3 separate regions of the Homo sapiens genome follow, and all the other regions are linked to region 3. The links are chromatin loops, found by intact Hi-C in ENCODE. Cell type or tissue: IMR-90. All regions are shown on one strand.

Region 1 (4,000 bases), 350 kb before region 3:
ATCACCAGTCTAGATTCTACAAAACAAACAAACAATAAAAAAACAGACTTTTGCAGATACTAAGGGGGTAGTATCCCTAATTACAACTGCTGTGCTGAGGTGCCTTCACTAGAAGACATTAACACAGCCTCATATCCATGATATGTGGTCATTGATCTGAAAAATGTGTTTTCATTTCCATCCTTTTCAGAAAGAAGAATCAGAAGCAGTGTGTGTTCATATGGGAAGGGCAGCATATAATGGTTTTGCCCTGTGCTATGTTAACTAAGGCTCTTTTTCCTGTAGAACATTATCTTGGTCCACTGTCTCAATGACATCATGTTAATTGGACTGGATGAGGAAGAAATGGCAAGTGCATTGGAGGTTTTGGTAAGACACATACATGTACTCCAAAGAACAGAAGATGCATCTAATGAAGATTCAAGGACCTGACATATCCGTTTTTAGGAATATAGCCATTTGGGACATGCCAGAACAGCTTTTTGAAAGAAAAGGACAGTCTAATGCCTCTCATATTGTGCACCCCTAAGAAAGAAGCACAGCTTTTTAAAGGCTTCTTTGGGTTCTAGGGACAGCATATTTCATACTTGGAAATACTGTTTCAACTCATTCGCCAAGTGACACAAAAGATTACCAACTTCATTTGAGACTTCAAGCAAAAAAGAGCTCTGCTACGTGATTTGCCACCGGAACTTGGTAGATGGAAAATATGAGAGCTCAACTGACCATGCAGCCAGAACTGCCCATCCTAACTTAGGTATTTCCAACCTCCATCAAATCATAAGGTTGAGCTAAACCAATAGCAATCCACTGTAAGATCGAAGTGATATATCTGGAATTGGGAATTGGCAGAGACAAAAGGCAGAAGTTAAGTTTCAGAGGGCACGGACCTCCAAATAACCTACCATTGTTATGCTATCACCTTTCCCTAAGCTCACCCCTGTTATACTGTCACCTTTCCCTAAGCTCACCCCTGTTATACTGTCACCTTTCCCTAAGCTCACCGTTATACTGTTGCCTTTCCCTATAGCCACGTAGGCATCCCTTTTGACTGACTGACAAAGGAAGAAAAAGTTACACCTGGGTCATGAATGGGTTGGCTCTCTATGGGGGTCCAAGCTGAGAAAGCACTGTTGCTACTCTACAGTTCCACCTTTGGTGTGAGTAGATATTCCATAATATTTCTGTAAACCTTCTGATGGTGTCCCTGAGAGACAGCAATGAGGAGTAACACTCTCAATGTTTAGAGGATCAGATGGTCACAGCCATTTTTATGGCTGGAGGTAAGAATAAATAGGAACTTACAGGAAGTAACCTCTCGTTTGGCTGATTGGATGGGGGCTTGGAAGAAGAGCGATAGAAAGATCATAGAAAAAAAGATCTGGGAAAGAGGCATGTGCCTCTGCCTGTGGCTGTAGATTGGAAGTTTGAATATCTTTGCATCTCATGGCACTGCCCGCAAGGAAACATTCACCAAGAATGAGGCATTAAACAGCCGTGTAGACAGCATGACTCAGCCAGTTGATGTCATCAGCATTTCATTGCCCAATGCTGGCCTGATGGATGCATGAAGAAACTGATCATTGCTGAGGGATGGGCTCAGTGGCATTTGTCCTCACTAACCAAGGCTGATTTAGGTATTGTTCTCCAACTCCATCTAGCTGCTGATTCCCCAAATTGCTAGCAAAAGAGATCATTACTGAGTCTCTGGTACAGCAAAATCCCTCAGGGAAACCAACCAGCCGCTCAGTGGCAAGTTGATTACACTGGAACCTTTCTATCCTGGAAAAGGTAGTGATTCATCTCGACTGGAAAAGTCACATATTGTGGTATGAGTTTCCTTTTCCTACCACAAGGCCTCAGCTAGCACCATCAGAAGAACGGAATATCTACCCACACCATATATGGTGTAACATAGCCTCAGACCAAACAACAATGTTGTAGGAGTGTACACATAACCATGTATCTATTGGTTCTGTTACATTCTGCACCACTCTGAAGTTGCAGGTCTGAAAGATAATGGAATTGACTTTTGAAGGAGCAGCTTAGATACTGGCTTGCAGATGATACCTTGCACAGATGAGGCATTATCTTTCAGGATGTAATATATACCCTAAATCAAAGACCCTTTTACAGTTCTATTCTCCAGTGGGTCCAGGATGGCTCTACTTATCATCACTACCAGTGAATGACTCAGTTGAGAAATGTTTCCTCAATAATGCATGTTTTGGTTCTGTGGATTCTAAACTAGGTTCTGGATTCTAAAGTGGAAATTGTTTTACCAGGGGGCCCAGTAAGAGTCCCATTAAACTTTAAACTATGGCTACTGTAGGGTCATTTAAGTTTCTTCATGTCAAGAGTCCAGTAAGCAATAAAAGAAAACAATGTTGGTAGAGGTAATTGATTCCGGCCATTAGGAGGCCATCCTCCTAATGGCCTCCTAGGGGTACTCAGTGGGGTCTGGAAAGCATAAGTTTGGTTGTCAGGTTATCTACTGGATCATGTCTTGATACTTTCCTGATTTTTTCAAGAAATGGACAAGTACAGCAGCCACAGTATGGTGTGGTTACCAGAAGCCTAGGCACTCAGGGATGACTGTCTGGGTAACCCCACCAGGTAAGCCATCTAGATCATCAGAGGTGCTAAATTAGGGTCAAAACAATCTGGAATAGGTTGCAGAGGAGGGAGAAAATGAGTTTCAGTTTCAGCTGTAAAACCAGCTATATTGGCAAAAGCTATATATATAGTTCATGCTACTCATCTTTCTTTTGTAAAGTTTCCCAGAAAAAGAGACCAACCAGAAACTTGAAGGAGTTCTTCCCAGATGGAATAAATTTACCGTGTGAATCACGTGAATCCAAGGGATGCAAGGATTGGCCTATACTGGATTGGATGCTCTGGTATACTACTCAGATTTCCTCTTCAGAACTAATGCATTTATCCCCCAGCTATGAAATTGTTGGCTGCTGGCAGTCTATAGCTAATGCAGTCACTGGAAATTATCCTTGGTTGAAGGGACCTAACTTGTCCAAGTCTACACCTATTTCCAGGAATAGTTCAATCCATTGACTTGTTGATGCAGGACTACACAGGTCAAGCCTTCTTGTTTTGATGTGGACAAATCTGAAGGGATATCCCAGCTCCAGACCTCGCATAGGTCTGAGCTAAAGAGACCTCATAGGTCTGTGTCAATTTCTGTCTTTACCCAGTCCTGCTTCTCTCATTCCTTTATAGGTGTTGTTCTGGAACTTCCTAATAAACCAGCTGCATGCAAATATCTGCCTCAGAGTTTGTTTTCTAAAAAGACTTCTCCTAAGGTAGAAGGAAAACTCTCCCTGCTTCCAGGCTTTTGAACATGCTAACTACTAGGAGTATCCTCGTCCATCCTCCTGAGCTTTACCTAATCCAGTGACTTCTTTTGATTACACAGAATTCTCCCCAGGAGTCTCTAAAAGACAATAAAACCAGGATGTAACCCTTGGAAGATTGATACATAAGAGTAGGTGGGAAAAGAAGTAGGTACAAGGATAGAGGGAAAGATAGGCTGGAGATGAGAAAAGTTCCCTTAAAACGTTGCAGAACCAAGAATGCAGGCATGTCAAGGTGCTGATGTGCCGAAAGGTTAAACAGTAGCTTTTGACTATGGGTGTCACATTTTAGCTGTCCTCCTTCCTCTACTTCAACCACAGCCTTTGTGGGTGGCCAATAACCTATGTTATGACCTTTCACACTTAACCTTTAATAACCACTCTCTTTGTAGTTGGAATAATCAGATTCTCTCTCTTCCTTTTCTTGAGAATTTGATTTAGGAAATGTGAAAATGGCAGAGTTAGCAGTGGAAGAAGAGTTGAAAGAGACTATGTAGTTAACCATGCATGAGGTTGAGCCTAGGCAATGAAAGCAGAGACTGTAATGTAAACTCAGGTCCAACAAATGCAAGTGGCTTGGAGAGGAGGTTGAAATGGATGGGCAAAGAAGTGGAGGCCAAGTGAGAGACAGA
Region 2 (4,000 bases), 270 kb before region 3:
CTGAGGCTTTCTAGGCCAACAGGGCCCTGGGCCTGGCCTATGAAACCATTCTTCCTTCCCAGGCCTCTGAGCATGTTATAGGAGGGGCTGCTGTGAAGGTCTCCGAAATGTCTTTGTGGCCTTTTTCCCATAGTCTTAGCTATTAGTTCTTGGTTCCATTTTACTTATGCAAATTTCTGCAACTTGCTGGAAATTCCTCCCCTGAAAATGGGCTTTTCTTTTCTACCACATGGCTAGGCTCCAAATTTTCTGAACTTTTATGCTCTGCTTCCCTTTTAATGTAAGTTTCAACTTTAGGTCACTTATTAGCTCACACATATAAGCATCGGTTGTTAGCCAGGTCACATCTCGAACACTTTGCTGCTTAGAAATTTCTTCTGCCACATACCCTAAATCATCACTCTCAAGTGCAAAGTTCCACAGATCCCTAGGGCAAGGGGAAAATGCAACCAGGCTATTTGCTAAAGCACATCAAAAGTGATCTTTACTCCAGTTCCCAATAAGTTTCTCATTTCCATCTGAGACCTCCTTAGCCTGGACTTCATTATCCATATCACTATCAGCATATGGATATGCTGCTATAAAGAAATACTTAAGACTGGGTGATTTATAAAGAGAAGAGGTTTAATTGGCTCAGAGTTCCACAGGCTGTACGGGAAGCATAGCAGCTTCTGCTTCTGAGGAGGCCTCAGGAAGCTTACAATCATGGTGGAAGGCAAAGGGGGAGTGAGCCTATTAATATGGCTGGAGAAGGAGGAAGACAGCAAGGTCGGGGGGAGGTGCTACACACTTTCAAACAACCAGATCTCACGAGAACACACTCACTATCACAACACAGTACCAAGGGGGAAATCCCCTCCCATGATCCAGTCACTTCCCACAAGGCCCCACCTGCAACACTGAGAACTGTAATTTGACATGAGATTTGGGTGCAGACCCAGTTCCAAACCATATTGATCCTCTGGTTTACTCTCATTTTAATTTGAAATGGAAACCTTTTCATTTCACAGATGAGAAAGCAAGAGCCAGGAGGAAATGAGTGACTTTTCTAATATCACAGTCATTTAGAGACTGTGATAAAGGCAAGGTTGGAGCCCAGGTTTCCTTACTGCTAGTCCAGTGATAGTTCTGTTACATCATTTCTTATACCTATAAAGGCTGACTGAACCCAAAGTTCCTTTGAAATGTAAATACTATTCCATTTGTACTTTAACGTCTAACAGAATTGTATTTTTACATTTATATTGTTTATTAGCAGCACGCAAAGTGTTTTATCTAATTTAACCCTTGTATGAATCTGCAATAAGTAAATATCAGCTAAAAAATGGCCTGCCTGGGACTTATCTACTTTTTATATATGATATATTTTTTCTACAAATACCCGTTTCTTATTTGTGAATACTAGGTGAATTAAAAATAAAATAAATAGACCATGCTGTTTCTACTCTTCTCCACCATACTGTCAACTAGGAACTCGTTGTGCTTTAAGAAAATAGAACAGAAGTGGGAGGAATGGGCAGCCTGACAATTAAAGCAAGCAAGAAAGAAAAAATGGTGTGGACAGCTTTTGCAAGTTTGTGCCGTAGATGATAGTGGTTAAATTTGCTTGTTATTCTAGACATCTGTAATAGAGGAGGTATTACCTCCAGTTGTTTCTGCAGTGGTGACCCTTGTTAGTTTGAGAAAGTTCTTTTTGAGGCTGATGAATTCAGTTCCCAGAAAAAGACACAGGACTCATGTTGGGGAATAGGAGCACCTCCTCCCTACCATGAACTGCACTCTCAGAGGCCCAGCCATCCCTGGCAGGATGGTTTCAATCACTCCTGCCATCCAGTCATCGCTGACACTTCTTGGCAGGCAGCCTGCCTCTAATGGAATGTGTCCTGCAGCTGGGAATTAGGTCATCAGTAATTTACTTAATAGCATTTTATGAGCTGGGCTCTGACAAAAGAGAGTGATCTGGCCTTAACAGCAGGAGCTTTCCTTGATGTGAGGGGAAGGAGGGAAGAGAGTATAGCATTGTGAATAATCAGACACTACATTTCCTGAAAGTAATGGGTGAGGGTAAGAAAATCTGGGTGTTTCTTCAGACTTCCTATGTGATCAGGTAAGATACATACCTTGGGCAAGGTACTTCTTGTTTCTGGACTTTAGTTCCTCTAAAGTCTTATACAACTCTAATATCATATACTTCTGACTCTAAAGAACTCTTTATGAAAATTGGAAGATACAGAATTTGACAGGTCATCACCCCCTCTTCCCTGATGGTGCTCTATGGAAGGAGAGATAGGTAATCCCACTCTTCTGCCATTAGTGTGCTTTGAAATGAAAAGCACTGTGTTGTAGAGTTTGCTAATTTTCCTGGTGTAAGTATTCTCAACATGGCTGATTTCAAGCTGCCAATGCTTTAACAATTAGCAAAACTTTTGAAAACTGAACAATTAGCTTCTATGGGCTGGTATGAGTTGCTCCAGTACATCACTAGTTCTCTCCCATCTAGATAAAGCTGCATCAATGAATAGTCTCCCGTATGTAGACACATAACTGGATTGTTCACACACTAAGATATGTGCCATATATATCTTTGTTTTGGTTTTGGATGAAAAGATATTCACAACTTCTCTTTGATTCTATTCCAGTTGCTATTCTTAATTTATGTGAAGCCCTCTCAGAAAACATGTGAATTCTTATTAGGAAACTGTCCAGTTTATATAGCTCTTCATCTGAATTCCCATTTCTTCCACCACTGCTCTGATGCTCCCAGGGATGTTCAGGGAGCCATTTGACCCTTCATATTTTCTTCTGACCCCTAGGACCCCATGTTCTTTCTGTTGGAAAACCCAATATACATCTCATGAATGTTCAGAAGGTTTGCTGTTGCTATACAGGGTTTAAAATTTGAAAAAGAATCACTGGAATCCTTCCTCCTTTTCACTGGGTGTGAAAGAAACCCTTTTGGGTTCTGAAATTTTAATGTGCAAAATCTTCCAATTTCAAGAAAATTAGGGCTGGGTGCAGTGGCTCAGCCTGTAATCCCAACACTTTGGGAGGCCAAGGCGGGTGGATCACCTAAGATTAGGAGTTCCAGACCATCATGGCCAACAGGGTGAAACACCCATGTCTACTAAAAAAACTAAAAAAAAAAAAATTAGCCAGGAGTGGTGGTGGGTACCTGTAATCTCAGCTACTCGTGAGGCCGAGGCAGGAGAATCACTTCAACCGAGGAGGCGGAGGTTACAGTCAGCTGATATCATGCTACTGCACTCCAGCCTGGGTGACAGAGCAGGACTCCATCTAAAAAAATAATAAATACAATTTTTAAAAAAGAAAATTGGGATGAATAGAGGTAAAATCACTACCCAGAATGGTGGTGGATACAATTATGAGTCAGTTCTATTTTATCCCTTCAATTGAATACTATGTATAGAAAATATTCAATTAGCAACTATCTACTGAGCATTTACTTCATGAACTTAGCCCTGCAAACTATTGTGAAATATAAGAGAAAGCATATGCTGTAATACTAGGCTTCAAATTTATCATTTTGTTGGGAAGATAAGATTAACATATACAAATTAATGAAAATCAGTTAAAAACATGTTATAATCAAGTGCTTAATGATGTGGCACAAATTCTAAATGAAGCAGGAGTTTAAAGAAAAGTAAAATTTCTTGAAGCAAATGTTGCCCAAGGAAACTTAATGACAGAAATGAAGCGTAAGCTGCCCATGATGTGAGGATTGTGTTTACATAGTCAGATGAAGGTACCCGACTAGCCAGGCTGGGGGGATTGCATGTCAAACACTGGTGGCAAGAAATAGGGAGGAGGTAGAAACAGTAAGTAGTGGAAGGTGAAGAAAAAATACAACCTCTGGCCTAAAACTGGGTTTTAGTACATTTGTGTGAGAGATAATGTGGAGGAGAGGTGAGAGGCCATATACAAATAAACAATGGCCAGATCACATATGACAATAGAACCCTGATCTACAACCTCTGCAGCA
Region 3 (4,000 bases):
TTATATCACTCACAATGGTTCTACTTCCCTAATAGAACTATAACTGATACATATGCAATGTAGTATCGCATAGCTAGAGTTTCCATACAGTATAAAAGAATATTAGTTTATTTTTCACTATGATTTTGATTTACATTTTTATCACATCATATCTCTTTTACCTCTATAGCAGGCTCAAAACTTGCTATAGATTGAAATGCTTACAAAAGAGTAGTTCTATCATTCTTTAGTATTTCTCAGACTATTACTGTGTCTGATTACTAAGGAACAAAAATGTTTATTTTTATAATTAAGTACATATACATTAATTTTGTTGTACATTTTTTTGCTTTCAACATCAAATTCTGTTTATGCATGCACGTGTAGCAGAAATTGTTGTGCCTTGTATGAATGTTTTTATAGTCCTTAAAAATAATGGATGCAATATCTGTGGTAGCCTGACAGTTTAAATAATGTTCCATTGCTCATTTTATTCAACAGATTTCCATTCAGCAGTTCTTAGCGGTATCTACAATATGTCCAGATCAGTGAATTTCTATGAGGGATTCAAAAGAAATATAAGACACAATTCCTTCTCTCGTGAAACTTATGGTCTAATATTTACTTTTATAAATAAAGGAGAGATTGAGAGACAGATTGTGTGAGAGAGTGAGTGTGTGTGTGTGTGTGTGTGTGTGTTAGGGAAGAAAGGGTTGACTTGTAGCCCTCCCCCAGGGGTGCAGCTTCAAGTAATAACAGTCCGTATTAGGGCAAGGTGGGTACTGTGGCAAACTGGAGAGCCACTTGCCCCTTCTAATGGCAGTAACAGCTCCTCAACTCCCACCAATGGGGTTACCATTTAGGTCAAGTCTCTAGATGTTCTCTTGTTCAAGGGATGCTGTAAATTGGGACAGTTACATGAAAATTCCCACTTAAAAAATATGCACGGAGCGGGCACGGTGACTCACACCTGTAATCCCAGCACTTTGGGAAGCCGAGGCAGGCGGATCACCTGAGGTCAGGAGTTCGAGACTAGCCTGGTCAACATGGTGAAACTCCGTCTCTACTAAAAATACAAAAATTTCCCGGGCGTGGTGGCGCACGCCTGTAGTACCAGCTACTCAGGAGGCTGAGGCAGCAGAATCGCTTGAACCTGGGAAGCAGAGGTTGCAGTGAGCCTAGATTGCGCCATTGCACTCCAGCCTGGGCAACAAGAGCGAAACGCCGTCTCAAAAGAAAACAAAAAAAATGCACGGAGGGAAAACAGCCCGGAGGCTGAATCCTGTCCAACAGTAGTTATAACCCTAGTTTTTCCAACACGAGTAAATATAAAGGCATCTTGCTCCTCTGGAAATAGGGAGAACCAGACCTAGCTATCTTCTTGAAAAAGAAAAAAAAATACTTCTGCATCCTCTCAACTTAAAACGAAGGAAATAAGATAGTTATCAATCAGCATCATTTGGGCATATTGTTATTATTTACTATCATTTTATTAAAATTAATAATAGATTTACTGTAAAAACAGAGCCTGCCTTGCGCGTAGCACTCGATAAACGCTTTTTATTATTCTGCTTGTTGACGCTGTTACCTCTCTTTTGGAGTAAAAGGGGGCGGAATCGCAACAAGACCCCAGGACCCCGTGTGCGCGCGCGTGTCGGGGGAGCTGACCTATGACAAACATGTGCAGAGCTCTAGTACCCAGCCACGCGGAGGCTGCCGGTTGACAGAAGCGTTGCCGCCCCCTGCCGCCGAGTTCACCCTGCCGTCACTGCTGGAAGCCGCACCCCTAGGAAAGGCTGCAAACCCACCCTGCCCCCAACACACCCGCGCTCCCTCTCTGCAGGCCGGCTCCATCCCCGCCCCCAGGTGGCCAAGCAACACCGCCTTCTAGCTTCCTCCCGACCGGGCGGCGCCTGCAGCTGCCTGGGGAAGGAGCCCCGCAGCAGCGCGAGCGGGTGGGCGGGGGGTGCGCGGGCCGCAGGGCAGGAGGGAGGGCGCAGGTAGGCGGGCGGGGAGAAGCTAGGCGGCCGGGCCGAGCGGTCGCGCCCAGCCCTGCCTCTCTCCCTTCTCGACTCACAGGCGGCCTGACTCACTCCTTTGTTTCTGGAAAAGATCTATCTGTACTAGCCCGAGGCGGAATTCACCCCGCCCGCACTCATCAGAAATCGTTTGCTTATTCTCTGCGCCCCTCCGTGCTCGCCTGGGACGCGGGCGGAATCCTGACGCAGGCTGTCAGCCGCGGTGACGGGTGACACCGGGTGAGCAGCCGTCCGCGCCGCCTTCCCTGCGCCGACGGGCAGCGCGGCGTTCGGCGCGCACTGCTGCCCCCTCGTGGCAGGAGCAAGCATCGCAGCAGCGCCGACACCACCGCCCACCTGCAGCCCGGGGAGCGTCACTTCTGGGTGTTTTTCAAAGGGAGCATTTTTACAGCTCCATTCAACTGCTGGGATTAGGAGATGTGGCTCCCAGGTTGATTACTAATGAATGAGAAGGGGTGTGGTCTGTGCGTGTATGTTCTTGTGTGCGTGTACGCGTGTGAGAGAGAGAGAGGGAAGGGGGGAGAACAACTGTAAGAGCATGTTTGTGGTGACAGGATAATGGAGAAGGGAGGAAGGAAGGGGAAAAATGAAAGAGATTAAAAAGCAAGAGAGGCAAAGTGACAGTGACGAGGGAAGAGAGTGACAGGGAAGGATGCAGAAAGAATGCAGGGAGCAACAGTTTGATGGGAAATGGGAGGGGACTTCTGCATGAGAGAGAGGTGAGGATTTGACATCCGTGAGAGGTAAAGTTTCATTTTGGTGAAGTGAACCTTGTGAACATTTCAATATACCTCTCTCCTGCTTTACGTCCCATTTTGTTTGGCAGCTGCTAGAAATGAGTTTCCGTTTTTCTGTCTTGTTTTAATATTCTCATGTCTCCCACATCACTGAGATCATTAGAGGCAGAAACAATTATGTCATGCATTCCCTGCATCTGACAGAACCCTCTGTGCGTGCTGGTTTATTAACTCCAGCCTTGCCCCTCTGCCATCAGCTACATCTGCTTTTGTTATTCTGATCCACGTTTCATGAGCATGCACACACACACTCTCTCCCTCTCTCCACTGACCTCTGTGGGCTCACTTGTCCTTTGGGAAATAGACCAGTAGCTGCTCAGAATCCAAATGTACGTGACAAACACTCTTGAAAAGGCTTCTGCCACCTACTCATCAACAAACAAGCAAAACAAAGCCCCAACAGCCACAAATAGCCACAAAAAAAGGTTCTTCTGGATCACATCTGTAACTCTTGACCTAATCCTTTCATTTTCCCTAGAAGAACAAAAGAAAGAGAGAGTTTTTGCAGGATCTGTGTTAGGCTATAGCTTGTTATGGTGGCAAAAAGGTTAAAAGGGATTTTCTATACCCCATTCTTGGTTACTATTTTGCCAACATTACCCCCCACACAAGTATGTGTGTGGGGGGCCACATTTAGAAAGTCTGGACAGGATGATAAAAATTGTTTTGGCAGAAGATAAATCATTGCATATGGGCGTGGGCAGTAATGCCCAAACTCATTTACCGTAACAAATGGTTTCATGAAAATATTTTGGTCAGTACAGCTTATTTTGGCATACTGAGAGGTGGTTGCCTATCTGTGTGATTGCATAGAGAGGATGGACATCTTGTGGGTCAGCATTGCTTAATTCATTCAGAGGGAGCTCTGAGGAGAGTGGCCATCCTTCGTGTTTGACCTTCATACTGAGGCGTGCCCAGGGATTATTGAGGATAGGAATTCAGTTTGGAGATAAACCATTCTTTCATAATTTTAGTAAATGGATTATGATGCACATAAACAACAAGAAGAGAAAAATGCTTTGGGACTTCCAAATACAAAACCTTTCTCTGACATGGTTATGTGAGAGGGGGAGAGTTATAATATTTTTGCCGCAATCAGTTGTTCTGAAGTTCAACAGAGATAATATAAGTGAACATGCTTTGCAAACTCAGAGGATGCTCCCTGAAGCAAAGGCAAAACAATGC

Evidence for each region. Peaks named below come from ENCODE experiments on the same cell type or tissue, not always from the same donor. Only the 100,000 strongest peaks of a DNase experiment are listed, where the experiment ranks them.
Region 1: it touches region 3 in a loop (2.2-fold over the local background); 3 of 110 quality-filtered maps call a loop at or near these places.
Region 2: a loop joins it to region 3, with 1.9 times the contacts of the local background. A loop is called at or near these places in 6 of 110 quality-filtered maps.

What each region holds. Positions count from the first base shown.
Region 1 is chr3:115,435,343-115,439,342 of GRCh38, forward strand. LOC105374051 (a long non-coding RNA gene) reads left to right here and starts at 2,272. Exons shown (of 3, transcript XR_924352.3): 1 at 2,272-2,396; 2 at 2,532-2,616; 3 at 2,777-3,275. In IMR-90, a CTCF peak has its summit at 1,668; a DNase peak (open chromatin) is centred at 1,549.
Region 2 is chr3:115,516,793-115,520,792 of GRCh38, forward strand. No RefSeq gene overlaps it. Among named protein-coding and RNA genes, the nearest start is that of GAP43, 100 kb to the right of the region's middle. RefSeq lists an enhancer at 1,676-2,229. In IMR-90, no CTCF peak of the experiment used is centred here; a DNase peak (open chromatin) is centred at 1,859.
Region 3 is chr3:115,782,364-115,786,363 of GRCh38, forward strand. No RefSeq gene overlaps it. Among named protein-coding and RNA genes, the nearest start is that of SNORD155, 120 kb to the right of the region's middle. RefSeq lists enhancers at 1,681-2,181, 2,213-2,891 and a silencer at 1,922-1,971. In IMR-90, CTCF peaks have their summits at 1,737 (motif pointing left) and 2,312 (motif pointing left); DNase peaks (open chromatin) are centred at 1,748, 2,188 and 2,998; H3K4me3 peaks cover 1,448 bases; H3K27ac peaks cover 1,442 bases.